Linked DNA regions of Homo sapiens: all the other regions are linked to region 2. The links are chromatin loops, found by intact Hi-C in ENCODE. Cell type or tissue: GM12878. All regions are shown on one strand. Each heading gives the region's core, and the rest is flanking DNA. Links, peaks and the distances in the headings are about the cores only.

Region 1 (10,096 bases), core at 1,126-9,125, 84 kb before region 2:
ATGGTAACAGGGTATAAAAGTATAGATTAATTTATGAACAGAGGTGCAAAAATCTTAATAAATAGCATATCTTATACAATATATAAAAATTAATATATTATGAATAAGTATGGTTTATCCCAGGAGGGCAAGGAAGAAAATAGATTAATCCACCGCAGCAATTTAAAACTTTCAATGGGCTAGGTACTGTTCTAGGCATTTAGCAAAGTAACAGATTTTAAAAGAGAAAAATCCTTTATTTCCTACACAGGAATTGAGAAGAAAGAGATGAAAATGACGATTTACCTGTAAAACTGGAGTATCTACTCCAAACTATTAAAAATAAAAAAATTCAGCAAGGTTGCTGGATACAAGAGCAACATTAAATAATCAATAGAATTCTTATACATAAAAATTAACTAATTAGAAAAAAGTATTTTTAAAGAGTTCATTCACAATACAACAAAATATATAAGGTACCTAAATATAGATCTAAGATATACGACATTATCTTATCATTTTCTTCATAAAGATCTTGGAGGACCAAGAAAATCTGAATAGATAGAGAGATAATTCCATATTTATGAATGGGAAGACAATATATTTCAGATCTTAGTTGTAAACTTAGTGCAATTCCAACCACAATTCCTGAAATTCTTAAAGAACTAAGCAAACTGATTCTAAAATTTATCTAAAAGGTAAAGGATCAAGAACAGCCAAGACAATTTTGAAGAATAAATTGAGTGGGAAGACTTATTGTATCAAGTTTTGAGATTTATTAAAAAGTGTCTTAGTTGAAACATGTGGAATTGATGCAGAGATCAATAAGTAGAGCATGAGACAGAAGAAAAAGCCCAGAAGCAGACCTATGTGTATGTGTAAACTTGAAGATTTAAGGAGTGTCTGCATATCAGTGAGATGGGGTGGTTCTGTTATGGAAAGAACAATCCTGCCAATGAAAGATTCCTCTGTACCAATACAGAAGAGAAAAAAAAGTATTACTGAGTAAGCATTAACACATTTACAAGCATGTACGGCAGCACAAAAGTGACTATGAAATTGGAACAGAATTTTATATAGCATAGCAGAAGAAAGAATAACTTCTCACCTCCTCAAAAGATAAAAGGGTCACACCTTGTGACAGTTTCTACACGTCTTGTGAGAGACCCTGAGCTAAATCCAGAGGTGTTTTTAAAAATACATCTGGAGGTTATTTGGCCCTTGGCCTTGGATATATATAGCTATTATTACAAAAACTGAAGAGTGGGCTTAATCCTTGTAGAGATTTATCTCAATCCAAAAGTAAAGATTAAGATACACTATGTCTTTAAAGAACCTCATCTTAAGAATGGAGGAAAGGAGGCCGGGCGCGGTGGCTCACGCCTGTAATCCCAGCACTTTGGGAGGCTGAGGTGGGTGGATCATTTGAGGTCAGAAGTTCAAGACCAACCTGGCCAACATGGTGAAACCTCACCTCTACTAAAAATACAAAAATTAGCTGGGCATGGTGGCTGGCACCTGTGGTCCCAGCTACTTGGGAGGCTGAGGCAGGAGAATCGCTTGAACCCAGGAGGTGGAGGTTGCAGTGAGCCGAGATTGTGCCACTGCCCTCCAGCCTGGGCAACAGAGTGATACTCTGCCTCAGAAAAAAAGAAAAGAAAAAAAAAAACGGAAGAAAGGGATGGGTGTGGTGGTAGCTCATGCCTGTAATCCCAACATTTGGGGAGGCCAAGGTGGGCGGATCCCTTGAGTCCAGGACTTGGAGACCAGCCTGGGCAACATGGCAGGACCCCCATCTTTTGAAAAGACTTTTTAAGTAAAAAATACATACATTTTAAAAAGTATGGAATAAAGGGGGAAGTGGTTTCTTTGCCCTTTGTAAATGGAGAAAAAAATTTCATTTACCACTATAGTTCTGAGACAATAGGTATTCTCATGCAAAAACTTTTTTTCTGACTCACAATCTATAAAAAATAAATTACAGGGGTAAAAAAGCTTTGCTTTTTAAAACAAAATTATTATTATGTTATTTTTATGATATCTGACTATGGGAGGATTTGCTAAATAAGACATAAATGGCAAACTGTAAGGAAATACTTCAAAGTTAAAAGATACACTTACCAAGGGGGAGAAAATATTTTCTAATTACTGAGAAGAGATAAGTATCCCAAATATTTTATGAGTTCTTATAAATAATTTTTTAAAAATCAAGGTAAAAAAATAGCTGGCAAAAATAAGATTTGGCAATTCAAAGAGAAAATGTGAATGATTAATAACTTACCAGTAGGGGAACACAAATGAAGCCACATTAAGGTACAATTTCAACCCCATCAGATTGGCAACATTTTAAAACGACATTATGAAAAGTTGTTGAGGATGTGCAGAAATGGAACTCTCATCAACTGCAGGTATGAGTGTAAATTGGTATAATCACTTTGTAGAGCAATTTGCTGGTATGAAATATAGTTAAAGATGCATATATCCTACAACCTAGCAATTCCATGTGTAAATCTGTTTTTCAAGAACGGTGGTTCTCCAAATGTGTTCCAGGACTAGCAGTATCAACATCACCAGGGAAGTTATTAGATATGCAAATATTGGCCCAGCATGGTGGCTCACACCTGTAATCTCAGCACTTTGGAAGGGCGAGGCAGGCAGATCACTTGAGGTCAGGAGTTCAAGACCAGCCTGGTCAACATGGTGAAACCCCGTCTCTACTAAAAATACAAAAATTAAACAGGCGTGTTGGCACACACCTTTAATTCCAGCTACATGGGCAGCTGAGGCAGGAGAATCTCTTGAACCCCGGAGACGGAGGTTGCAATGAGCCGAGATCGCGCCACTGCACTCCAGCCTTGGTGACAGAGTAAGATTCCATCTGAAAAATAAATAAATAAATAAATAAATAATAAGATATGCAAATGTTCAAGCCTCCCCTCAGATTTACTGAATCAGAAACCTGAGGTAAGAGAGGTATTTGATTTTGATACACATTAAAGTTTGAGAACCACTGCTGTAGAGAAATTCTCACACAAGCCCCAAGGAGACATCTAGAAAAGCAAATAAAGTATAACCAAAAGGCCTAAAAAGTGCCAGAATGTATGTATTCAAATTCCAGCCCCACTATTTATTTCTTGGCCCTTTGATCTCGGGGAAGTTATGTAGTTTTTCTGCATATTATTACCCATTTATAAAATGGTGATTAATATACTTTCTTCTGCATATAGTTGCTGTGTAGATTATTTAAATTAATTCACACATGGCAGTTACACTAGTGCCTGGCACACAGTAAGAACTCAAACAATGTCTGTTATCATTAGGATGTTTGTTGTAGCCTTGCTTGTAACAGTAAAGTACTGGAAACAGTTACTTAAAAATAAGACTGAAGGCAAATATGGAAAAGACTTAACATTAATAACATTTGGGTGATGAGTATATAGGTGTTTTTATTATTCTTGGTAGTTCCTCTGTGTTGAAATGTTTCACAAGGAAAGGGGAATAGTAGTTAAGTCATCATTTATTTATTCACATCTACATTTCCACAGAAGTATTAGTTTAGGTGAATTGTCATGTCTTGATTTTTAAAGTTTCCATAGAAAGAGGTTACTGAACTCGTGTTATTGGTATAAAATATAAAGCTGTCTGGCCTCAAAATACTTTTCATGTCATCCTCCTACAACTTACATTCATAAATTCTATATTCCAACCAAATTTGCATGAATCTGCCTTTTTCCACATTTGTATCTTTACACCCACTGTCTCCTCTATATTTACTGCCCTATTCATATTCTATCCATTTTTCACATTTTCAGCTCAAATGCCACCACCTTGATAAAGATGGACCCAAGTCTCTATAATTTATCGCTTCTGCCTTTCAGTGTTCCAGATACCATTCTGTTTATCACATAGCCCTTGCCACATTTTCTCTTATGTTAGAAATGTTTTCCCCCTACTTTCTTTCACACACACTCTACAGAAGCACACCATTATTTTTAATGGAGCAAAAGTTGATACAATCTCAAAAATGCCAGAGCAAACTGATTCAAATATGATTTAAATACTGATTTCAATTCACTGCATAGACACATCAGATGCTACCCATGGAACTCCTATACTCTGGGCTTCACTGGTTGGTGAGTAGAAATTGTGATGTTCTGGGTCCCCACTTTCTTGCCTGGCAGTAATTACAAAGTTGCTGCAGGATTTCTCAATCCAAATATTCTTGACAATTCTCAAATAGTGGGTCCTGGAGAAGGGTACTTTCCCTCTAAGAGTCTGGGGGAAGTTGACCTGATAGTGTAGGAGGGATGATCCCTTGCATAATCAGAACCCTTACTCCCAGTTTTGTGGTTCCTCTGTTGGGCAGCTGCTCTGGATCCATTTGAAACCCACTGGTGGTTGCCCACTTCTCCAGAGAGCTGACCTCAGTGCCTGCTTCTCAGGCCAGCTGGGAAACGCATCTGCTGATCTCACAAATCACTTTTCAGAGAAATTCCCAGATGGATCTGTTGGGCTTTGCCCTTCCCAAAGCAAAGGGAGCACCTCTAGGAGGGGTTAGGGAGGCAGTTGGGGGTGGATCAGGCAAAGTCTTGCATTATACCTCAGATCCTTGCTCATTCATACCTCTGGACTCCGCTGCTTTATTAAGCCCACTCTGCAAGACTTCTCTTATTTTCAGTAATAGTCACATATTTCTCTTCAGGGGAACCCCTTCTCCATCATACAGGTTTGTGTTTGTGTGAACTCCAATTCTGGAACATAAGCTGGTTATTTTCCATTATATACCTGACCAAGGTGGTCTTTGCAAACAGGTTTTGGCCTCCCCGACCTCTTATCAGCTTGCCTCCCCAACAACCTCTCCAACAACCATTGTTCAGTATCATCTGAACAAAACTATGTAAATGCTGAAGAAATGTCACATAATCATCTTTTTCAGCCTAATTGACACACCAAAATCTCTCCTATATAGAAATTCTGGAGTCATAATTGAAATAAAGGGAAGTAGCTGATGGCTTTTTAAAAATGGAACTATTCTGACAGGAGGCTGCAGGAGGGAACCTCTAGGGGGCGATGTTATCTAACAGAATTTTACAGTTGCCCTATTCGGAACTACCCAGTTTACATTCTCCATTGCCTAACTTCCCATGTTCTCTCCAAAGTTGTTTCCTGGCCTCTTATATTTTCTGCTTCCTCTGGAGGGCACTAGTTGCACCTACTAACATGTAATAAATGCTGGCCTGCTTCTTGCCTTTTTATAGTTAATGTGACTTAGATCAAGTGATCTCCAGCTGAGCCCATCCTACGTTTATATTAATATTTGAGAAATGCAATCCAGTTTACTAAGTATATATAGGCCCCCGGTACTCTTCTGGCTTAAGACTGTTTGAATTGATATCAGCACTCAGATAACTCAAATTCCTAAACACACAGATTTTCTTGTGATTCTTAATTGCTACCATGCTTCTGAAAGTATGTTTCCTATTAGAGTTGCTTGGGCCACAGCTAATCTTTGAGGCTAGTAACGCTTCATCTTTCTACCTTCAGGGTCTAGCGTAGTGATTCACGTATAGTGAGATGGGTGGATGAATGGGTGGATACGTGATAAATCCAATACCTTGTTCAGGATATTAAGAGTTTGACTTAGGCAGCACAGCATAGCTAAAGAAAGAAACAGTTTTAGGAAATAAATGCATTAATAAATGTAGGAACAACCAGTATTCACAAACCATAAAATTCTCCATTTTAAAGTATAAAATTCAGTGGTCTTCAATATATTCACAGAATTGTGTGATCACCAATATCTAATTCCAGCACATTTTCATCACTCCAAAAAGAGATCTTGTACCTGTTCACAGTCACTCCGTGTCCCCTCCTTTCACTCGTCCCTCTCCATCCCTTAGCCCCCCAGCCCCTGGCAACCACTAATCTACTTTCTGTCTTTATGGATTTGCCCATTCTGGATCTTTCATATAAAGGGAATCATACAGTATGGCCTTTCGAATCTGGCTTCTTTCATGTATAATCCCATAACCCTTTGAACATAACTCTTTAACACTTATTTTGCTGTGTTGGGATTATTATGGCCTGCCTCCCACTGGACTATTAAGCATCACAAGGACAGATTATGCCTTATTTCAACTTTGAATGCAGAGCTCAGGGCCTGTCACAGAATGGGCAATCAATAAATGTTTGCTGAACGAATGATGCTTTTCCAGTTCCAAAATGCATGAAACACCGTGTTGACCTCACTCCTTTCATCTTTGATCAGTCTGCAGTACCACCAGAATCCTTGTCTGTAACTCTTTTCATCTCTTTCACTTGTTTTGTGTCTTTGCCTAAATTTACATTTTCTCTTTCACAAATATAGCTTAAATTCCAGAAAGTGGGAACATGTCCTGCCCCAAGTCTGTATTCACAAAGCCATGTTTGCCCCTTGTTTGTGTGGATTAACATTGTTTCTCTGAAATCTTTAAAATGAGAACCATGCCAGTGTTCTATAAACCGTAAAATTTAACATTTTCTTTCTTTTCTTCTTTTAGCCATACTTCCCATTGCCTCCAGCTGTTGCACGGAGGTTTCACATCATATTTCCAGAAGGCTCCTGGAAAGAGTGAATATGTGTCGCATCCAGAGAGCTGATGGGGATTGTGACTTGGCTGCTGTCATGTGAGTGCTCATCAGCCGGGAGGTCTAAACCTGCACAGTGATTATTTCCCTGCCCAACGAATAATAGGTTGGAAAGGCTTTGCTTGATTACAACATACAAACAATCATCCAAACAAGGGAGGGAAGAGTAAATATTCTGTCCATTAGGCCCCAGGCTCCCTGGAGTAAATTCATAGTCTCTCTGTCCAAAGATGTCCTGAGCCCCATACCAGCACACCATCTACTTCCACCCTGTAGTGCTGTGGTTAGGACTAAATTCCCCCAGTCACCAAAAAGTGTTCATGACTTTCCCAAGCAAAACAAAACCCCAAACAAAAGATAACTCTGTTATATTTCATGGCTTTTAACCTTTTTTAGTATATGGGTTGCTGTCATTTCTACTTTATGAATTCATCAGGAGCATATTATAAAGTTCAAAAAGTTAGGCTGGGTGTGGTGGTTTATGCCTGTAATCCCAGCACTTTGGGAGGCCAAGGCAGGGGTATCGCTTGAGCCCAGGTGTTCAAGACCAGCCTGGGCAACATGGTGAGACCCCATCTCTACAAAAAACTTTAAAACTAGCCAGGCATGGTGGCATGCACCTGTAGTCCCAGCTACTTGGGAGGCTGTGATGGGAGGATCGTTGAGCCCAGTTCGAGGCTGCAGTGAGCCGTGCTCATGCCAGTGCACTCCAACCTGGGTGACAGAGTTAAATCCCGTCTCAAAAAACCACCACCACCACAACAACAAAAAGGCAAAGAAAAACAAAAGAAAAGGTTCAAAAAGAAGCGTGGAAATATCTATACCTGTCACAGTGCTATATGCAATCCAATCAGAAATGCCAATCCAATCTCTGCTTTTGATTCTGTGGTGTTGGTTCACAGTGAAGCCTCCCACCCCTGCCCCTGGCTCAGTTATTAAAAGCTTTGTTTGTATATGTACTTAACATTTCTATGGAGGCTCTAACATCTGAACTGCATTGGTATTTAGTAAATCTGGATTCTGACAACAATGCTGTGAGGAAAGCATAAATGATCTCCCAATCATACACAGGAGAAAGCTGTGACTCAGGTTACACGGTTCACTTGTGTACAGCTCGTGAATTGCAGAAACAGGATGTGAACCCAGGTCTCTTAGTTCAGAACACTTGTACACCTCCAATGTCATTCTAAAGCAGTGGTGGGACTAACCATAAAATACCCTCTCCAAACTCTACTGCATCCGAGTATCAGGCATCTCCCTGGCATGCTGGTTTTAACACCATTTGTGGCTCCAGGTGATGCTAGTGAGTCATTTGGTGCTCCTTTCTTTGGGCTATAAATAAACCCATTGCTTATGCCTGAGCTCCTGAGTCACTCAGAAACCTTATTCTTTCAGTGAATTCAACAAATATTTATGAATTAACAATTATGCACCAAGCACTGTTCTATATGCTGGGGATGCAGTGGTGACAAAATGGGTTCTGTCTGCCTAGAGTCTCAAGGGGACTCTTTATCCAGCTGGGTTCTGCAGATCATCTTAATGATTTGAGATGATCTCTGGAATTTGAAATATATTTTCCCCCCTTTCAGAGGGATTTATCCATTATTCAATTTTGAGGAAAAACTGCTCCAAGATAAGCGTTCTTAAAAGTTCAGAGGAAGAGTTTGTAAGATGTCTGTTGATAGACTTTCATCAGGTTAGGGGCTGTGAACTTCCTGAAATTTTTGTGTATGAACCTGTGAGCATTTTTAGAGGGTCCATAGGTTTTATAAGATTCTCAAAGTTTCTGAGATCAAATAAAGTTTAAAGGTCACACTCAGGGTCAGATGTAGGGGAGGAAACAATTCTTGATTCAAACTTGTATTAAGCATGAGTGTCTTTGTGGGAGAAGGGAGAAGCCTGAGAATTTTCTCAGCATCTCCTCAGTTCAAGCCACCACGTGGCTCCATTGGCTCAGGTGGTTTAGTCATTGGGAACCAGCATCATCTGTGGCACTCCAGGGGCTACATACCAATGAGGATTCTGAGGGGTGCTCCAAGTTCCCAACTTCTTTGAAAAATTCCTTGGTACATGTCTGGCCAAGATTCTACCAGTCTTTTATTTAATCTTAAAGAATATTGTTGGTAATAGTTGGAAAGTAAAAAATTCATAGACAATGCGTGGATAGACAATGCTCTAGGTAGTTAGAAACAGCTGGATATTTGTGTCAAGTGGACACAGCTGCACTAAATCTGTCTGAACCTGCTCCAGTTGCTCTGAGAAACTCCAAATTTTCAACTCCTCTCAATTCCTTCCACCTTATTGGCACATATCACCTCAGACTTGAAGCTTGAAGCTTGTAAGGGCTCCAATAGGACTCCCAGAAAGGCTTGGAGAAAAAAAACAGAGGAAGTTTCTGTGGGTGTATAAGAGATTCTGGAGGTTATCCAGGGAAGGTATTGGTAACAGGATTTTCAGGGATGTTTCTTTGGGATAAGCAGGTGTCAGAGATCTGAAAGGCATAGGAACAGAAATGATGTTTTGCTGTGATAAGGGAAAATATAATCAGAAACATAAGTCTTCATTTTAAAAAGGACTCAATTTTAATTAAAGAGGAACTAGGAAGCCAATCAGTTGGATCTAAAAATATTTACTTTATTCAAGCACAATTTGTAAATTGACCTCTCTGTGCTAAGAAAGCTGAAAAATACAGAGTTGTTATGACCTAATCTCAAATAAAATTAAATTTAATTCTGTAGTATTTTTTTAACCATAAATTACAGATCCTGTCTGTTGTGTTTCCTGATGTTCAACAAGAATAGATAAAGATTCTCTTGTTTTCAGATTAGTTTAGTATGGAGCATGTCTTTACTTATCTAAAATGTAGTCCCTTATCCCTGACTGGGTATAAAGACTTTAAGATTTGAGAAAGTGTTTAAGATGCAGAAAGCATTGCTAACACTGGAAATGTAATTCCCAAGTAGCATGTATTACTAATAACAATTAATTAATATAAGTCAACGTACGGTAAACTTACTAGGCTTCTTTCTTTTCTGCCTAGAAATAGGTCCTATGTTTTATACCTTATAAATGGTCATTGTAGTTTTTGATGCCTGAGACAGCAGTTTTCTTGTTCAAACTCCTCTACAGTGACTTCATTAATGAGCTTCTGAATGTTTCTGAACATAAATACAATAACAGGTTGTTTATCATGGCCGGGCGCGGTGGCTCACGCCTGTAATCCCAGCACTTTGGGAGGCCGAGGCAGGCGGATCACGAGGTCAGAAGATCGAGACCATCCTGGCTAACACGGTGAAACCTTGTCTCTACTAAAAATACAAAAAAATTAGCCGGGCATGGTGGCAGGCACCTGTAGTCCCAGCTACTCGGGAGGCTGAGGCAGGAGAATGGCGTGAACCCGGGAGGCGGAGCCTGCAGTGAGCCAAGGTCGCGCCACTGCACTCCAGCCTGGGTGACTCCGTCTCAAAAAAAAAAAAAAAAGTTGTTTATG
Region 2 (10,070 bases), core at 1-8,000:
CTGCTTGAGACTTTGGCAATACTGGTTTAGCCAGAATAGAGAAATCCTTAAGTAGCACAGCAATCCTTTCTGAATCTTCTATTTGTTTCTTCTTTGTTCTCTGTGTCTCTCCCACCTAACATCCCTCTCCAATTTAAGTAATCAAAATAGAAAGAGGGGCCCAGGCAAGGTGGCCCACGCCTATAATCCCAGCACTTTGGGAGGCCAAAGTGGGTGGATTGGTTTAGCCCAGGAGTTGGAGAACAGCCTGGGAAAGATGGCAAAACCCCATCTCTACAAAAAATACAAAAATCAGCTGTGTATTGTGGCATGTGCCTGTAGTCCCAGCTACTTGCGGGGTCTGAGACAGGAGGATCACTTGAGCCTGGGAGGTCGAGGTTACAGTGAGCAGTGACTGGAATGCTACTGCATTCCAGTCTGGGTGACAGAGGGAGACCCTGTCTCAAAAAAAAAAAAAAATTTGAGGGAATATAGGCAGTGCAAGGAAAGGCAGAATATAGGCAGTTCAAGGAAAATTTCCTTGATACAAGTAGTGTCAAATGCATATACATACATGAACATCAAGAAGAAATATTATTATTTAAGTAGTCTTAACATGGAGAAGGAATCTTGTTTTTCAAGAACTGGTCTCTGTGGTCTGCTTAATTTGCAGAAGACAAAGGCATAATTTGAGATAATAAAGAACAAAGATAGGTTATTTTCTCAAAGTATGTATAATTACAGTTAATTAGAGACATTTTTGGAATATTGTAGTATTCTTTGCCTACAAAACTCAAGATCTATTTCTTTTTATGGGGCAGGGGGGCGTAGGTGGGTAGTAAACTTAGTTAATGAAGTAAAAGGCGCTACGACTGAAGAGCTCTTAAATTATGTAATTATGTAAAAAAAGTAAAGCTTTATTAAATATTAATAACATCCGAATGTAGTTACCAGTGAATCCATTAAGGGCAGATGCTAAATTTGCCAGTAATTAAATAGAGAGCAGAGGAAATGGTGTATGCTGTGTTAAACATAGAAGTTGCCATCTCAAGTAACAATCAGTCTTTCAAAACAGATGGACTGAAGAATATGTTCCAGTCACCTTCGCAAATTATTTCTACTTAATTTACATAATAATGTTTAATGCTCCTTTGTCTAAATGCTTAATTTTTTAACATAAGCAGTAAGAGGGAAAATCACTTTATAAAAGGTTGGGAGGGTGAAGGTGGCAGTGTTGAAAATGATTAGGTCTTGCTAGAAAAAATACCTTTATTTTCTTTGAAAAACACTTATAAGAACTATAAGAACTAAGGTAATAGTCAGTGTATTGGTGCTTTGTGTTACAAAGTGTCTTCACATATTTTATCATCTCAGCAATCCTTCACAATGATCTGGGGAGGGCAACTGTATTAGCTTCATTTTATAGATGAGGAAACTGAGGTCCAGAATTGCTGCCAAAGCCACAATCTGTTACATGCAGTGCAGGCTCTTGACTGCATATATCTCTTTACTCTAGAAATTTGCTAACTCATTACAACTTGTTTATATTCCTTTCCCCCAATTCTTGAAAACCTTGGTTTAAAGCCTCAATTGGTGACATGGGCTTCTTATTTCCTTGAGGTTTTTTTGTTTATTCCTTCCTGCAATAGTAGGCTTCTTATATCCGTTTATTACCAGGACTGAACCTTTCACTATAAGGGCTATGAAAATAAGGGGGAAAATGTTCTATAAGCTTTAAGTATGATTTTTTCTAAGCAAATGTCAAATTCTATTCTGCATAATGTAATTGGATAAGGAATTGCTTATTTTAACTCACTTTGAATTGGATTCATTAGTATTTGAATTTGGGTAGTGATTTATAACTTTAAAAGCAGTTCTTGTTTGAAATTCCTAGTGCCCGAAGGAGGAAACAGTGACAGACCTGGAGACTGCAGTTCTCTATCCTTCACACAGGTATGACATCCTGTCATGCTGCTTAAGGAAAGTATTCCTCTCTAATGGAAGGAGGAAACTTGGTATCCTAGAGAAAATAACGATTTGTTTGTGCCATATGTTCTTAAAACCCCTTTTAGGGTTCTACCTCATCTTTAAAATTCTGTTAATGCTTTAATGCTTCAGGAAACTAATTTTATGTTTATTAGACTAATGTTTAAAATCTAGAAACAAATTTTAAAAATTAGTGTTCACTCATAAGAGAAAAAGTACTTATAATAAAATGTAATTACATGGACTACTTAATCAGAAACAATCAGAGGTAAACATGACTGCCATTAGTGCTTTTTAAATTATGGCCTCAAAAGATATGTATCTGGGCTGTGGATGAATGTTTAAAATTATGTAAGAATGGGCCAGGCACAGTGGCTCACGTCTGTAATCCCACCACTTTGGGAGGCTGTGGCGGGTGGATCACCTGAGGTCAGGAATTTGAGACCAGCCTGGCCAACATGGTAAAACCCAGTCTCTACTAAAAATACAAAAAAATTAGCCAGGCTTGGTGGCAGGTGCCTGTAAGTCAAGCAGCTCAGGAGGCTGAGGCAAGAGAATCGCTTGAACCCAGAAGTCGGAGGTTGCAGTGAGCTGAGATTGCGCCACTGCACTCCAGCCTGGGCAACAGAGTGGGACTCTGTCTCAAAAAAAAAAAAAAAAAAAAATTATGTGAGAATGGACAGTAATTTCAAATGTGTTTCAACTGGTAATCTAATTATTTGCAGCCATTGCTTTCTCATATTGTCAGGGAGTGCTTCTCTTACAATTCTGCTTTTTTTGTATTTCAAGATTATGATTTCCTATGGGTGTTAATGACTTTAGATTAGAAGTCTAGTACCATTTCATTTATTCAACATTAGCATCTACCATATGCCAAACAGTGGGTTGGGTACCGGGGACACAAAAATGAACAAAGCACGGTTCCTGCTCTCCAAAAGCTCCTTGTTTAATGCAGAGAGGCTAAGCCTAAATAATAGAGGAGAAACTTGGCAGTTTGAAATATAAATTGAATTTTCCTTATCTGAACAATGCTTGGGACCAGCAATGTTAAAGATTTTGGATTTTTCTGGGTCTTGGAATATTTGAGAAAACATACCATTTGAGCAGCCCTAATCTGGAAATCCAAAATCCAAAATGTTCCAATGAGCATTTCCTTTGAGCATCATGTTGGTGCTCAGAGAGTTTCAGATTTTGGAGCATTTCAGATTTTAGCATTTTTGTATTAGGAATGCTCAACCTGCAGCATCTTGACAATGGTTAGACATGCAGTTTGGAAAAAACTGTTGGCCTATGACAGAGAAGAGAGCAGAGGCAGAGCTCACTTAGGAGAGACTGATGCTGAAGTCCTTCCCCAACACAGCCATTGAGGAGCTAGGTTAGGACTTCCCTTGCACCAGTATCATCAGCTAGTTTCCCTCCCCCTTTTTTCCCCTTTCCAGTTCTCTTTCATTTCCAGATTTATTCTCAGAATAACTATATAGGTCTTTTATGTATTCTAGGCAGGAAGCATTCAGAAAACATTAACAAGGCTTCCTTATCTTGCTTTACTGATTCTGGAAATAGCATATGGAGTTTCTTTTGTCCACCAGAGGGAGTGAGCCTTCACTTTAATGAGACTTATTTAAGACTTTAGTCCTCTGTTGGTACTACTTTGTTGGAAGACTTGAAAGGTTTACAAAGTTCTCTGAAAGTTGCCTTTTCTCGCCTTTTTTAAGGATAGAATTTAAAAAGAAAATGTGTGTATTTTATTATAAATACAGAGTCCTCATTATTCTCTTTAGACTTATTTTATGGTGAATATAGTACTCTGAAAATAATAAAATGCATTATCTGTAAAAAATTAAAAACGTAATTTTTTTAACCATCAGATTTTTAAAATTATGTTCTACTTGAAAGTTTTTGTGATTTATCTCTTTTTTTAAATTTTTTAAATTTTTTTTTTTTTTTTTTTGAGACGGAGTCTCACTCTGTGACCCAGGCTGGAGTGCAGTGGCACGATCTTGGCTCAGATCTTGGCTCACTGCAACCTCCGTCTCCCAGGTTCAAGTGATTCTCCTGCCTCAGCCTTCCAAGTAGCTGGGATTACTGTTGCCCGCCACCAAAACCAGCTAATTTTTGTATTTTTAGTAGAGAGGGGGTTTCACCATTTTGGCCAGGCTGGTCTTGAACTCCTGACCTTAAGTGATCCGCCCACCTCGGCCTCCCAAAGTGCTGGGATTACAGGTGTGAGCCATCACACCCGGCCTCTTTATTCTTAAATAGTGAATTAACCAGAATATTCTATTCTCTGGTAGGGTAAAGAGTGAATACCATAATGTGAGCACCTCAGACCTGTAGCTAGTCTTTTTTTCCCTAATTTATATCTAACTATATCTAGCCTATTTCAGAGAGCATTTGAAAGGACAATGTAAGAGCACATGCTCAATAGGATAGTTAAAAGTAACATTTGCTGGGCACGGTGGCTCACGCCTGTAATCCCAGCACTTCGGGAGGCCGAGGCGGGTGGATCACTTGAGGTCAGGAGTTTGAGACCAGCCTGACCAACATGGTCAAACCCCATCTCTATTAAAAATACAAAATCAGCTGGGTGTGGTGGCACCCGCCTGTAATCCCAGCTACTTGAGAGGCTGAGGCAGTAGAATCGCTTGAACCTGGGAGGCGGAGGTTGCAGTGAGCCGAGATCACACCATTGCACTCCAGCCTGGGCAACAAGAGCGAAACTCCGTCTCAAAAAAAAAAGTAACATTTGAGACCAGAAACTATTAACTTTCTGTTCTTCTAAATGTCATGAAAGCAATTATTTCTCTGTATTAATTTTCCTGTCAACTTAATCACTCTCTTTCTGAATTTGAACCAAAGGCTAAATATTTCAGATTAGATGGCTTTTTACCAAGAACATAATGGAAAACACATTGGCTGTCAGAAACCCTCAGAGAATGAGTAATATTGACTGACTTGGACAATGTAAAAATGTTTTTTTCCATCAAAGTCAGAATTGTGTTTCACTTTCCATTTGATGTATGTGGGTTATTTTAGTTAACCTACGTTTTTTGTTTGTTTTCAAATGAAACATGTCATGTATTTAATGTAGGACATTTAGGAGTCATAGAGTTGTATCTTATTTTAGGAGTACTATAATACAAAGAATTGATCAGAGCTGGTCAGACTGTGACAAATACAGATTAATTCTGAAATGGAAGCCTTGCATTATAACTTTTTATAGAGAATTGTACAAGCATTATAAGGATAATTAAATATATTGCCAGTGTTGCTACATGATGCTCTTAAAAGACTAAAGTGAATTTATTAGTGAGTACAAGTATATTGCAAACTGGTTTATACCTTCAAAAAGATATATTCCCTGTTCACTTTATTTCCAATAGTGTTAAAAACCACTGAGCCAGGCAAGGAAGACCATACTGTCTTCAGCATATTTAAAGCAGTTTGAAGAGTTGAAAAGAATCTAAAGGGTAGCCTTGTGGGAAAGGCTGGAAAGGTGGTTACTCCTACTTTGGTGACTTAAGAGATCATATGTAGGAGCTTATAAGCCTATGGACTAGTCTTTTTCTGATAACAGTAGTTGTAGGGCTCTTTCTTGTGGACTATCCAGTATCTTATTTTACTATAAACTTAGAATCCATGCCTAGTGGCATATTAGGCAGCCCTTTTATATTTTCATTTCAAATTCAGCAAAGTGGGCACCAACTTTATCAAAAAATTGATGGGGAGAGTTTGTTGAAGCTCAGAGTGAGGATGGATGTAGAACATTTCAAGTGCTTCATATCCAGAAAATCAGTAGTCCTCCATCTGAGTTGTAGACACAGGAAAGGAGTTGAAGATGAATGGAGTAGGAATGTAAAAGCCTTATCTTTACCCTCCTCAGCTTTAGGTCTTAACAAGAATGAGCCTCCCTTAGTCTTTCTTTATGCCCCTGTCCCTGAATGTTGGTGATGACATTGTTTTTCCTGTATTGAATACAAAAATATGGCCAGTAATTTAGGAATCAAGAGGATATAATTCGGAAGTAGACTGTTGTGTTTAGGAGTTTTTCTTTCCATTGTGGAATTGAGTAGCAGCGGTATATATGCTATGTCTGGTAAAATGGGCCATACAGTAGTCTAAGACATGAGGAGACCTTAAGGAGCTTGGACTTAGTTGAGGTGACCAGACTATTTAATCTGCTTAGGTGCCACAGCAAAATACCATAGAGTAGGTGGTTTAAACAGCAGACATTTATGATCTCATAGGTTTGCAGTCTGGAAGTCAGGGTGCCAGCGTGGTTGGTTCCCGATCAGGGCTCTCCTCCTGGATTGCCCGTGTCCTCACATGGCATAGAGAGAGTATGACAGCATGAGCAAGCTCTCGTTTTATCTTCTTATAAGAGCACTGATCCCATCATGAGGGCCCCATTCTCATGACCTCATCTAAACCTGATTATTTTCCAAAGGCCCCATCTCCAAATGCCATCACATTGAGAGTTAAGGCTTCAACATATGAATTTGGTGGGGAAACCCAGACATTTCAATCCATAATTCAGGCAGATATTTGGGAAGTAACACAGTTGAAGCACTGAATGCTATATTTCGTACTATCTAAAGAATCTAGGATGTAATAAATTTAAGATGCTTCATTGCCAATTAAATTAAGATACAATGCTTTTTTGATTACTTAGAATTTTTTAAAGAGCTCTTTTAGAGTTAGACATAGATTTTTGTCATATGTCACTTGCACATTCAATAAGATGGAAAACACAAGTGAAAAAACACATAAGGAATTGCTAAATTTCACATATTTAGAGTCTGCCTTCTGAATTGTTTTTGGAGTCAGAGTTGTTAATACCTGTAATTTTCCGTTAAACATCCTCTGTGCCGCCAAGAGAATTGGTGATGTAGCATTCCTTTCAAGATCCCAAAAAAGAATGCGAAGGTTTTGGTGCTGGCCTTCAGCTTTGCAATTATGCAAAGCCAGCCTACTTTGACTGCTGCTTAGGGATTCCCCATCTTCTACTTCCTTCCCAGTCCATTTGGTTCCTAGAGGGTGAAATGAATGCTCCAGTATCATTTCTGGGAATTTCTTTCAGGCTGTTGACTGTCATATGCAAATGTCATGCTGGCAGTTTTGTTATTTTCCCATGTGTAAGCAATGACAACATCATAATTGGCTTCTGTCTGATAGCAATTGTAAGAGGAATCCCAATTTCTGAAATGTTACCCAAAAAAGTGACTTTAATTGACGAAGTATGATGATGTAGAAGGATAGGCAAGAAATGCAAAAGGTAATTTAGAAAGGTTTCATGGGTAAAATGTGACCTATGTGATCTAGGGCTATAAAGGATTTCAATAAGCAGAAGCACGAGGTGGGTTGTTGAAGAAAGCACTAAATGTTTTTGGATAAAGAATATAATAATTTGAGAGTAAAGGGTAGAGGGAGGGTTATGTAGGTAAGTAGTTGTAAGATGGGGAAAGATTGGGTAGTATTTAGCATTTATCCTTAATGTTGACTTCAGTGTAGTTCTCTTTGTGTGTTTTCTAGTATAAACTGCATACATGAAAGTTAAGAATCTTGTGTTAAGTCCCATATAGGAAGGAAGTAGATAGGAAAACCAAACTGGAAAAATGTATGGAGATGTTGGTGAAATGACAGGAACGAAAGCAGCTTGTCTGAGCTTGATCTCTTCACTTCCTCAGTGGTGGTTCTGAGCGCTGGTTTGGCTGAACTCCACTTACCAGGGAAAAGGGCATAAAGTAAACAGGGTTTGTGTGGAAGAAGTGGAGTAGAACAAAGTGGAGAGGATCTCTGTTCATTTAGTGTATCTGACAGTGTGCTTGTCAAGTCATAAAACACTTGAGGATGGAAATCTGGAAGTCATTGTATACATTTTCTTCTTTCCCTAACATCTAGTCAGTTACAGTTTCTGCCAGTTCTTTTGCTTTTTCCATGTTTTTGGAGGCTGTTCCTCTTCGCTCCACATGTAGTAAATGCTCTAGTTCATGACCCATGTCTTATCTGGACTGCCATGTCAGCTTCCTAACTCATCCATTCACAGCACCAGTGACTGTAAAACAGCATTAGTGAGGATAAAACAGTGGCTGTCAAACTTTTTTGACTGTGGCCCCCAGTAAAAATACACTTTGTATTGCAACTTATGTATACTTTATATATGTATGAATAATTAAAACAAAAGGTTGATTCAAGAAAAATCTTTACATTTACCCTGTGCCATGCAATCTTATATCTTGTATTCTTTTCTGTTTCATTTTTTTAAATGTGTGCTTGCCATCCACTAAATTGATTCCGGAGTTGGAAAAACACTGACCTGACAACTAATATCACCATGTTATTCCTTAAACTCTCCGATGGCTTCTTACTATCTTCATGATAAATTTGAAGCCCTCAACATCAGCATACCAGAACCTTCATGACCTAACCCTTACCTAGTTATTCTAATCTATTATTTACCTGATCCACTCAGCTCACATTTCATTCCAATAGACAAGTAAAGTTTTTTGTAATTCCTTGTAGCTTGCCTTTCTTCATGGTGTCCACTCTGTTGAAAATCTACTACCCTCCATTTCTTCAGTGCTTTACTGCTTACTCCTACCCATTCCTGGGGCTCAAGTCAGGCCCCTATAACCAGGATGCTTTTCCTAACACTCCTTGCCCTACCACCAGGCTGGGTTAGGTAGTTCTCCATTATATAATGTGGTTCTCAATGTTGTTACCTGTTTATTATTATGTGTTTTTCTCTTATTGTCCCATAAAATAGTGAATATTCGAGAGGATAAGGAAGTCTCCCATTAAGCATCCCTAATGTTTAGTATGTAACATGTTGGCATTGGTTGGATGAATGAGAAAAAAAAAAGATTCTTCTGTTTGGAAGGAAGATACAACTGGTATCCCTTAAGTCTTTTCTTTTTTTTTTTTTTTTTTCCTTTCTCTATAGACAAGGTCTCACCATCACCCAGGCTGGAGTGCAGTGGTGCAATCACAGCTCACTACACCCTTGTACTCCTGGGCTCAAGTGATCCTGCTACCTCAGCCTCCCTAGTAGCTGGGACTGCAGGCATGCACCACCATGCTCAGCTCATTTTAAAAAAATTTTTTTTGTTGAGACAGAGTCTTGCTATGTTGCCTAGGCTGGTCTTGAACTCCTGGGCTCAAGTGATCCTCCTGCCTCAGCCTCCCAGAGTGCTAGGATTATAGGCATGATCCACTGCACCTGGCCCCTTAAGACCTTTAATTGCAGAGCAGCAGAGGACAAATGACATAAATACAGGATTTGACTTTCATTTTTAAGTATCAAATTAGTGATGGGTTGACAAACAAGTCATACAGAATGTTCATGAATCAGTTCGGCCCAGGTAACTCATAACCCAAGACCTTTGGGTCAATGAAATTCTGCCACCTAAGTAGCACCATCCAATGATGTCATACCTAAAAAGGAAATTGAGTTGTAGAATTTTAGGTTTTAGGATTCTTTCTCTAAAACTGAGGAGCTGTGCCACTCTTCAAAGCCTCACAATTACATTTCATTGGTTCTTATGCCATCTGGGTTCTGGTTAGAGGGCTGATGGAAGTACTCAAGAAATATTGGAAGTACTCAAGAAATATTAGAAGGTGGGAAGAAGGTACCTCTCTTGTTCTTGTCAGTGGCAGCACCAACAGTGGGACTTTGGGTCTCTGGGTTCCAGCTCAGCAGCAGAGGTACTAGTACTGTAGCTCCAGCAGCTTCAGCAGGAGTGCAGGCTCATGGGATCAGAGAACCACCTTTTCCGCTTTGTTCTTCCAGCCCAGCCAACAAGTTTGTAGCTATTTCCCTGCATTAAAACTCCCCTCTGTTTGAAATATCTATAGTAATTTTTCTTTTCCTGACTAATACAACCTGTTAAAGAAGCTGAAGCTCTGGTAAGTTAAATGCCCAACAATGGTCTTGAGTAGCTAGTGATTTTTGTTGCTATTGGTAAGTAAATCTAGACACTACTTTTTAGTCCCTTTTTTAAAAGAGGACTGGTTTATCTATGATGAATACATGATTGATTGATTGATTGATTGATTGATTTTTACTTTTTCTTTTTTTTTTTTTGAGACGGAGTCTTGCTCTGTCA
Region 3 (10,079 bases), core at 2,080-10,079, 79 kb after region 2:
CACAGGCAAGGAAGATGCTTCCAGTAACTATGCCTGAAGGCACTACACCATTGGCCAGGAGATCACTGACCTCGTTTTGGACCAAATTTGTAAACTGGCTGAACAGTGCATGGATCGCCAAGGCTTCTTGTTTTTCCACAGCTTTGGTGAAGGAATTGGTTCTGGGTTCACCTCCCCGCTCATGGAACAACTCCCGGTTGATTACGGCAAGAAGTCCAAGCTGCAGTTCTCCATTTACTCACCACCCCAGGTTTCCACAGCTGTAGTTGAGCCCTACAACTCCATCCTCACCTCCCACACCACCCTGGAGCACTCTGATTGTGTCTTCATGGTAGACAATGAGGCCACTTATGATATCTGGCATAGAACCTTGATACTGAACGCCCAACCTATACTAAACTGAATAGGTTGATAGGTCAAATTGTGTCCTCCATCACTGCTTCCCTGAGATTTGATGGAGTCCTGAATGTTGATCTGACAGAATTCCAGACCAAGCTGGTGGCCTATCCCCCCATCCACTTCCGTCTGGACACATATGCCCTGTCATCTCTGCTGAGAAAGCCTACCATGAAACAGCTTTCTGTAGCAGAGACTGCCAGTGCTTGCTTTCAGCCTGCCAACCAGATGATGAAATGTGAGCCTTGCCATGGTAAATACATGGCTTGCTGCCTGTTTTACCGTGGTGACATGGTTCTCAAAGACGTCAATGCTGCCATTGCCACCATCAATCAAGACCAAGTGTATCATCTAATTTGTGGTTTGGTGCCCCCTGGCTTCAAGGTTGGCATTAACTGCCAGCCCTCCCACTGTGGTGACTGGTGGAGACCTGGTCAAGACACAGAGAGCTGTGTGCATGCTGAGCAATACCACAGCCATTGCTGAGGCCTGGGCTCACCTGGACCACAAGTTTGACTTGAATGTATGTCAAGAGTGCTTTTGTTCACTGGTACGTGGGTGAGAGAAGGGAGGAAGGAGAGTTTTCTGAGGCCAGTGAGGACATGACTGCCCTTGAGAAGGATTATAAGGAGGTTGGTGTGGATTCTGTTGAAGGAGAAGGTGAGGAAGAAAGAGAGGAATACTAAAGTGAAAACGTCACAAAGGTGCTGCTTTTACAGGGAAGCTTATTCTGTTTTAAACATTGAAAAGTTGTGGTCTGATCAGTTAATTTTTATGTAGCAGTGTATGCTCTAATATACAACTACTGACCTATGCTTTAAAACATGAATGCTTTTGCAGACCCAGACTGTCCATTTCTGTGATGGGTTTTAAAAACAATAATAATAATAAATGTTTTTTAAAAGTGAACAAATATGTAGTAACAATCTGAACTAACAGAATAAATAATACTTTTAAAAAATCTTCATATATATGGAGATTTAATATGTAATAGAGGTGGCATTTGAGACCACTGGGAAAAGGTAAACGATTCAATATTATGATGCTTGCAGGGGCTAAACCAAGAGATGGCTTCAGCTTTCACACCACCACAAATTCTTCATTAGCCCTCATTCTTTGACACACATAAGAAAATTATACATTTATAAATATAGATATATAGATATAGATAGAGGAAGAGATAACTAGAGTTTCACTCTGTCACTCAGGCTGGACTGCAGTAATGAGAGGATGGCTCACTGCAGCCTCGATCTCCTGGACCCAAGCAATCCACCCAACTCAGTCTCCTGAGTAGCTGCGACAACAAGCTTGTGCCAACATGCCCAGCTAATTTTTTATTTTTTGTAGAGATGGTGTCTCACTATGTCGCCCAGGCTGGTGTTGAACTCCTGAGCTCAAGTGATCCCCCAGCCTCAGCCTCTCAAAATCCTGGGATTATAGGTGTGAGCCACAGCATCCAGCCAAGAAAATAATATATTTTTTGATTAGTGTAAAGTGCCATGCAAATACAGAGGCTCATGCCTCTTCTAGTAATATTACTATTCCAAGACACACCCATATAGAAATGCTGGAGTCACTACTGGGTGTCAGGACAGACCATGTGCATATGCACGTAGTGCGTACTTGTACATGCACAAAAAAAAGCTCTGGTAAAATGCAGATTGAACTAGTGGGTGACAAATGGGGAAGGAGTGTGAGGTACAGAATTGGGGAGGAGTGAAAATGACGGTGATGGGGGTTGTTATCCCCCCTTCATCTGTTCTTTCTTCTATAGCAGTGGTTCTCAACCTTAACCTGCATGAAAATCACCAGAGAGCATTCAAAAAATGCAGAAGTCTAGGCCCTGCCCCCCAAATATTGTGATTGAATTGGCCTGTGGAGTGGGAGGTGTCTATTTGTTTAAGTTTTCCAGGTGATTCTGTTGTGCAGCCAAACTTGAAAACCACTATTTTATAACAGAGAAGTTTTAGCTGGGCACATTGCTATCCAACTGAGGACTGTATTTCCCAGTTTTGGCTATAGTTTAGTTTGGCCATGTATCTGAGTTCCAGTCATGGGCTGTGAGCACAAGTGACATACGTGACTGCCATGTTGTGACCTTTAAAAAAAGAAGCATGACCTCTCGCCTCTTCCTTCTTCCCATCTTCCTGCTAGCTAGAATGTGGACACAGTGGGGTAAATGGAAACAGCCACCTTGGACCAAGATGGAAGCCATGTGCTGAGAATTGCAGAGCCACCGAGAAGGAGCCTAAACCCATCACTACACAGTCACCAGATCAACCCAGGATTGCTACCTTGTATATTATGATGTGAGAGATATAAGATTCTATCTTCTTTAAGCCTTTATTGTTTCAACTTTTGTTATGGCAACCCAATGTTTGTGCAAGAGGGCTTTCATTTCTTACTCCATTTGTTTCTGGGTTGTTTGAAGGTTTTATAACATGTATAACTAGTTTTATAACTTGAAATTTATATGTAATTGGTATCTGTTTATCTATAGGTAAAGGTAGAGATATTTCAAAGGAAGTCTTCGCTCTTAAAGAAAAAAAAAAAGAGGCTAAAATTAGGCTGGGCTTGGTGGCTCACACCTGTAATCCCAGCACTTTGGGAGGCCAAGGTGGGTAAATCACGAGGTCAGGAGTTCGAGACCCTGGCCAACATAGTGAAACCCCATCTCTACTAAAAATACAAAAATTAGTTGGGCATGGTGGCATGAGCCTGTAGTCCCAGCTACTCAGGAGGCTGAGGCAGAAGAATCACTTGAACTCAGGAGGCAGAAGTTGCAGTGAGCTGAGATGGTGCCACTGCACTCCAGCCTGGGCAACAGAGCCAGACTCCATCTCAAAAAAAAAAAAAAGGCTAAAATTTAAAAAAGAAAAAAAAGATACAGATATAGGTTGATATTCATGAATATGTATAAATAGAGACAGATTTTATCTGTCTTGTCTACATCTATCTGTATAGCCTATAAAGGTTTAGATAGGTAGATATAAAGTACAGTGGACCAATGACAGAGATTCCTGATTTTAGTTTTCTGATACATCAAGGTATTTCCAATTATTTATACCTTCAGGCAAATTAAATTAAAGAATCTTTTTTTTTTTTTTTTTTTTGAGATGGAGTTTTGCTCTTGTAGCCCAGGCTGGAGTGCAATGGCGCGATCTCAGCTCACTGCAACCTCCACCTCCCAGTTCAAGCGATTCTCCTGCCTCAGCCTCCTGCGTACCTGCGATTACAGGCTCCTGCCACCACGCCCGGCTAATTTTTGTATTTTTAGTAGAGACGGGGTTTTGCCATGTTGCCCAGGCTAGCCCTGAACTCAGGTCAGCCTCATGTGATCCACCTGCCTTGGCCTCCCAAAGTGCTGGAATTACAGGCATGAGCCACCACACCTGGCCCAAAAGTCTTTATTGAGGACTGGTCATGTTAAAGAAACTAAGGTGAAGCAAGTAAGCGTGTTATTGTTTTAAAAAGTACTATATTCACTTGTGAGTAGCAAATTAATTTCGACAAAACAGTATCATCTATATTTTTCATGTAATACTGTTAATCTAAATTTCATTGGTTTGAAGGTTTTTTTGTGTGCTTAACTCAGTAAAATTCGTTTTGCTTTATATGTATACGAGCTTTAAGGAAAAGAAAGTTAATTAATTAATTAATTGTTTTTGAGACACGGTCTCATTCTGTCACCCAGGCTGGAGTACAGTGGAACGATCTCAGTTCACTGCAACCTCCACCTCCTGGTCTCAAGAGAGCCTCCCACCTCAGCCTCCCAAGTAGCTGGGATCACAGATGTGCCCTGCCACACCTAGCTGATTTTTAGGGTTTTTTTTTTTGTAGAGACAGGGTTTTGCCATGTTGGCCAGGCTGGTCTTGAATTCCTGGGTTCAAGCGATCTGCCTGCCTCAGCCTCCCAAAACGCTGGGATTACAGGAGTGAGCCACAGCACCTGGTTGGGAAAATAAATTTAAACTGGAGTTTTATATTTGTACATTTTCAGTATCTTTAATGTAAAATTTTTGTTTATGTTTATTTACAATAAAACAGGTCTCGGCCGGGTGCGGTGGCTCAGGCCTGTAATCCCAAGACTTTGGGAGGCTGAGGTGGGCGGATCACGAGGTCAGGAGATCGAGACCATCCTGGCTAACACGGTGAAACCCTGTCTCTACTAAAAATACAAAAAATTAGCCAGGTGTGGTGGCGGGCACCTGTAGTCCCAGCTACTCGGGAGGCTGAGGCAGAAGAATGGCGTGAACCCAGGAGGCAGAGGTTGCAGTGAGCCAAGATTGTGCCACTGCACTCCAGCCTGGGCGACAGAGCGAGACTCCAAGTCAAAAAAAAAAAAGGTCTCAACCAAGGAGTTATGAGAATTTAATTCCTTTAAAAGTTATCAGTAAATGACACAGTTTTGAGAAACTGTGCTTCTGAGGGAGATTCCCCCAAATTAAACAACCAAGTGAGGTCATGGAATAATATACACTCAGGGTCAGAACATGGTTACAGTCTCAGCTTTCCCACGAAATGTCTTTGTGACCTTGAGCCAGTCTTTTCCACTCTCTAGGTTCAGTATCTTTACTGGCAAGTGAGAATGTTGGAACCTATGATGTTTACAGATCATTCCAGCCCTGCCCTTCTGAGATCCTGGATTAGACAATATGGGGTGAATTCCAAAACATTTGTGAAAAAAACCCTTAAGTCCAAGTGTCACATTGCCCCCTTCTGGACCTTTGTAGTATCCACATGGATGAGATTAATAAAACCCATAAAAATAATAAAAGCCCATAATAAATAATAAATTTTTTAAAAACTCATAATAAACCCTAGATGGACTTGTGAAATAGCATAGCCCAATTCCCTTTCTCCCCTCAGACAACCTAGAAAGTCATATTTGAAGGTTCTCTACTAGAAATGTTAGAGGACAACCCAGGAGAGGAAAAAGGGCAAAGGGTAGCAAAGGAGTGGGAAACACAGGGATATGGAAGACGGGTTGGATTCAAGAGAGTTTTACACAGTTCTATCTCCAGCTATTCCTCTAGTATAAGAAATATTGTTAGCTATCTATTATCAAGTGCTTACTATGTGCCAAGAACCGATTCTTTTATTTTATTTTTTATTTTTATTTTATTATTTTTTTCTTTTGAAACGGAGTCTCGCTCTGTCTCCAGGCTGGAGTGCAATGGCGCAATCTCGGCTCACCGCAACCTCTGCCTCCCAGGTTCAAGCGATTCTCCTGCCTCTGCCTCCCGAGTAGCTGGGATTACCAGCATGCGCCACCATGCCGGGCTAATTTTGTATTTTTAGTAGAGACAGGGTTTCTCCATGTTGGTCAGGCTGGTCTTGAACTCCTGACCTCAGGTGATCCGCCTTCCTCGGCCTCTCAAAGTGCTGGGATTACAGGCATGAGCCACTGCGCCCGGTGAACCAATTCTTTTAAAATCCTCCCAGCAACTCTTCCAGCTAGGCACGGATTATCTGTGCCCCAAATGGAACCTGCTTGTTCTCACAATCTTGACCCTTTTCCACTCTGTCCAAGTCATCCCCATACTGTGAGGACGGCTCCTGCCCCCACTGCCTTCTAGAGGCCTTCTTTGACTACTTCAGACTACTTTGACTACCACACTCACATTTCCCTCTGCTACTATCCTGTGCCACTTGAGATCTGTATCCCATAATCTGGTCCTTGACTTCATATCTTTCTAGCTCATTTGTGTGAGTTAAGCCTCCTCACAAGCTGTCCTTGAGAGCAGGGTCCATGCACTGAGGGGTTCATCCACCCACTCTACCTGCCATCACAGGCATCATGCTGAGTGCATTATACTTGACACTCAGAAGATGACTTTATCTTCACCATGTCCTCCATCTAGTTCCTCTTTAGGAAAAACTACTGTCCTTTGGGGAGTAATCTCTCATATTTACTTTAAAGTATGAGAACTAAACTTCTGATTTTCTTCTCCAGACTTGTTCCTCTCACGGTTTTCCCCATATTGGTAAATGGCAAGACATCCTTCTAGCTGAAGCCAAACATCCTCACTCCTCTTTCTCTCTCATACACCAATCTGTCAGCAAATCCCATTGGCTCTACCTTCAAAATATTTCCAGAACACAGTCATTTACCATCAAGTGTAAGCCACTACTGGCTTTTGATCCTGTTACAGTTACAGCCTCTGTCCTTCCCTGCCTCCTGCCCACCTTTAACAGGGTTTGTTTCTAACAAAGCATCCAGAAAGATCCTTCTAAAAATATCACATCATGTCACTTCTCTACTCAAAACCCTTTGATGGCTTCCCATCTCACTTAGAGTAAAAGCTAAAACCCTTAAAAGGGCATTCAAGGCCCTGCCCAATATGGTCCCCATCCTTCCTAAAGTCATTCTCAATCACACCCTTGAAACTACACTCCAGCCATGCTGGTCTCCTCCACTCTTACTTGAAGGCACCAGTCATGCTCCTACGTTCTGCAAATTCCTACTGCTCCTTTAAGACTCATTTCAGTGATACTTCTTTCAGGAAGCTTCCCTCACTGACCCACTCACCATAAACCATGTAGAGTTCTCTTTTGTACTTCCAACACCTGCAGTTAACATTGTGGTTTTCTCCACAACTTTGTACAGTTATGACTTTTATATCAGGCTGTCTCTCTTGTCAGGCTGTCAGCTTCTTAAGGGTGGTGACCCTTTTTGACTTTGAAGACAAATAAGGAAGCAAATACTATGAAGATAACAAGCAGTTTTCTGGCCATCACAGAGAGGTTATATACGCTACTGAAATGAATGGCAGAAGCACATCCTGGGATGTGGATGGAAGCCTGGTGCCTCTTGAGTGGCTTCATTGGCTTCACTGTATGACTGAAGATCCTCCTATAAAATCACCTATTGCTAGTAAATTTATTTGGACAAGCCATAAATTCACTGTGAGTAGCACCCCAGAATATGTACTTTATTCAACCACTAGAAAGATTCAGAAGAAGGTCCCACCTTCAAAACCTTCAAGTAAAGACAATGAACCATAATTTAAGCATGTGAAACATGGGACTTTTCATGAAACTGCATAAAATTTTACTGCTTACGAGTAACTTAATTAAAATTGTTCAACTTAAAAAAAAAGAAAATAACTTTTATCTGAGGAATGCAAGTCCTTTTAATTGTTAGGTCCAGAGAGAGGTATCAAAATAAGACAGTAATCACACCTTTTTGAGCTATGTAGTTATCTTTTTTTTTTTTTTTTTTTTTTTTTTTTTTGGAAAGAGGGTCTCTTTCTGTTGCCCAGGCTGGAGTGTAGTGGTGCAATATGCAATCATCTGTTGACACTGCTTGCTATTGCCACAATTAGCTAAAAACTAAACTAATAATTCCACACTGGCCACTATAACCCTGACACTGTAGCTTAAGAATATATAGTCAATCGCTAATCAATGTTATTTCTGTAAATGAATGAGAATTCCTGGAAAACAACTTTGTATCAGCCCACTCTTTTTGTATCTGTCCCCCTTTTAAAAATCCACTTGTGGCCAGGCGCAATGGCTTAGGCCTGTAATCCCGGCACTTTGGGAGGCCAAGGCAGGTGGATCACAAGGTCAGGGGTTCAAGATCAGCCTGGCCAAGATGGTGAAATCCCATCTCTATTAAAAATACAAAAATTAGCTGGGTGTGATGGTGGACGCCTGTAATCGCAGCTACTTGGGAGGCTGAGGCAGAGAATTGCTTGAAGGCAGGAGGCAGAGGTTGCAGTGAGCCGAGATCGCGCCACTGCCCCCAAGCCTGGGTGACAGAGCGAGAAGCTGTCTCAAAAAAAAAAAAAAAAATTCACTTGTTATTGCTGTTAATCAGAATGTATTTTCAGGGCAACTTGAATATGTGCTCTCGAGTTGTAATCCTTAAACTTGACCCAAATGAACCCTCTACTTATATTAATTTTGTCTCAGCTTCTTCCTTTTAGGTAAAAAAACCAATCCCTCAGTTACTGAGGGACAACTGTACAATCTGTGTTTCTACTAAGGAAATTGACTGGAACAGACCTTATAGTTCCACAGTAAAACAAATCTTTTTTTTTTTTTTCTGAGACGAGTTTTTTGCTCTTGTTGCCCAGGCTGGAGTGCAATGGCACAATCTCAGCTCACTGCCACCTCTGCCTCCCGGGTTCAAGCGATTCTCCTGCCTCAGCCTAACAAATCTTAATTGTACAAATGAACTGTACTTCAGGGGTCCAAGCAATGCAGGTAGATTATGGGACACTTCGACTGGGGGTGTTAGGGGTGAGGGGACAGCGCATAGGTTCTTGTATTCAGTGATGAAAATAGGCCGGGTGCGGTGGCTCACGCCTGTAATCCCAGCTCTCAGGGAGGCAAGAGGGGGGAGGATAGCTTGAGCCCAGGAGTTCGAGACCTGCCTGGGCAATATAGCAAGACCCCGTTCTCCAGAAAAAGGAAAAAAAAAACAAAAAGACAAAAAAAAAGTGAAAATAATGTATTCAACCTTTCTACTGTATCTTTCTAATCAATGGATTTTTTTTTAACCCTCAAAAAAGAATCTTTCATGATGCTGCTATTTTTGCACAATAAAACAAACGAGGGACAGTCTTTAATTAGTGTTTTAAAAGGCTCATACATTCACATTAGAAACATCACCTTTGATGCCTTTGATTCCTGAGCCCATTGATCTGCCAAAGCACTGAAATCTCAGGCAGGAATTCATTTATATCAACCTAATTTGAAACAAAAGCAGCTGCTTTCCTGCCCTCTGAATTATCCATCTAGGGGCTCAAAGGTTTCCCACCTATCAGATTTTCTTCTCTGTTCTGGTAACCTCTGGAGTGAAGCTGATTTTTCAAAGGCAGAAAACAGCTCTTTGCCATGGTAATCATTTAACAAAAGGAAAGTAACATTAATAAGAAGAGAGCTGTTGGTTCTTAATAGCTCAAGCTGTATGATAGATATGTACGTACATGGCTGTTACTATGAAAATGTCTAGGTAGTAAGGCAATGTGGAAAATGAGATATCCAAAATTTTATTGAAATTTAGAGGATAATCTCAATGAACTATTCTGGCCCTTAATAATTATGTCAATAACAGTTAGCTCTTATATAACACATTTTATGTGGTAGGCATTATTCTAGATACTGTATGTGTATTAACTATTTAATCCTTACAAGAATTTTAGAAGGTAGGTGCTAATATATCAGGTTTACAGAACAGGGAGCTTTAGTCAGCACAAGGAGATGCTATCAGGTGACTCTCCCCAGCTGGGATTCAAGCCCAGGCAGGGAGGCCCCAGCCTCAGGGTTCTTAAGCACCACTGTGTGCTATATAGTTATTTCCTGAATGTTTTTATAACAACCTAACTTTTTTTTTTTTTTTTTTTTTTGAGATGGAGTCTCGCTCTGTTGCCACGGCTGGAGTGCAGTGGCACGATCTCGGTTCACTGCAACCTCTGCCTCCCAAGTTCAAGCGATTCTCCTGCCTCAGCCTCCGGAGTAGCTGGGATTACAGGCATGCACCACCACGCCAGGCTAATTTTTGTATTTTTAGTAGAGATGGGGTTTCGCCGTGTTGGTCAGGCTGGTCTCAAACTCCTGACCTCGTGATCTGCCCACCTCGGCCTCCGAAAGTTCTGGGATTACAGGCGTGAGCCACTGTGCCCAGCACAATCTAACATTTTTTTAATGTCCAGGATTTAATACTTGGTATA

The links. A loop is a pair of places that touch in the nucleus more often than their neighbours do. Peaks named below come from ENCODE experiments on the same cell type or tissue, not always from the same donor. Only the 100,000 strongest peaks of a DNase experiment are listed, where the experiment ranks them.
Region 1: it touches region 2 in a loop (6-fold over the local background); 32 of 110 quality-filtered maps call a loop at or near these places.
Region 3: it touches region 2 in a loop (5-fold over the local background); 23 of 110 quality-filtered maps call a loop at or near these places.

Annotation. Positions count from the first base shown.
Region 1 is chr5:43,384,899-43,394,994 of GRCh38, reverse strand. It overlaps CCL28 (C-C motif chemokine ligand 28), which reads left to right. Exons shown (of 3, transcript NM_148672.3): 2 at 6,519-6,645. Among named protein-coding and RNA genes, the nearest start is that of CCL28, 22 kb to the left of the region's middle. RefSeq lists an enhancer at 7,947-8,016. In GM12878, for the core only: CTCF peaks have their summits at 5,036 (motif pointing right) and 7,898; DNase peaks (open chromatin) are centred at 5,164 and 7,764.
Region 2 is chr5:43,299,628-43,309,697 of GRCh38, reverse strand. HMGCS1 (3-hydroxy-3-methylglutaryl-CoA synthase 1) reads left to right here. Exons shown (of 11, transcript NM_001098272.3): 2 at 1,874-1,932. Among named protein-coding and RNA genes, the nearest start is that of HMGCS1, 8.7 kb to the left of the region's middle. RefSeq lists an enhancer at 3,459-3,518 and a silencer at 7,797-8,091. In GM12878, for the core only: a CTCF peak has its summit at 3,556 (motif pointing right); DNase peaks (open chromatin) are centred at 3,497 and 4,947; H3K4me3 peaks cover 2,366 bases; H3K27ac peaks cover 1,950 bases.
Region 3 is chr5:43,222,815-43,232,893 of GRCh38, reverse strand. The region is part of intron 1 of NIM1K (NIM1 serine/threonine protein kinase); the gene reads right to left. It also overlaps the pseudogene TUBAP14. Among named protein-coding and RNA genes, the nearest start is that of NIM1K, 36 kb to the right of the region's middle. In GM12878, for the core only: a CTCF peak has its summit at 5,102 (motif pointing left); no DNase peak of the experiment used is centred there.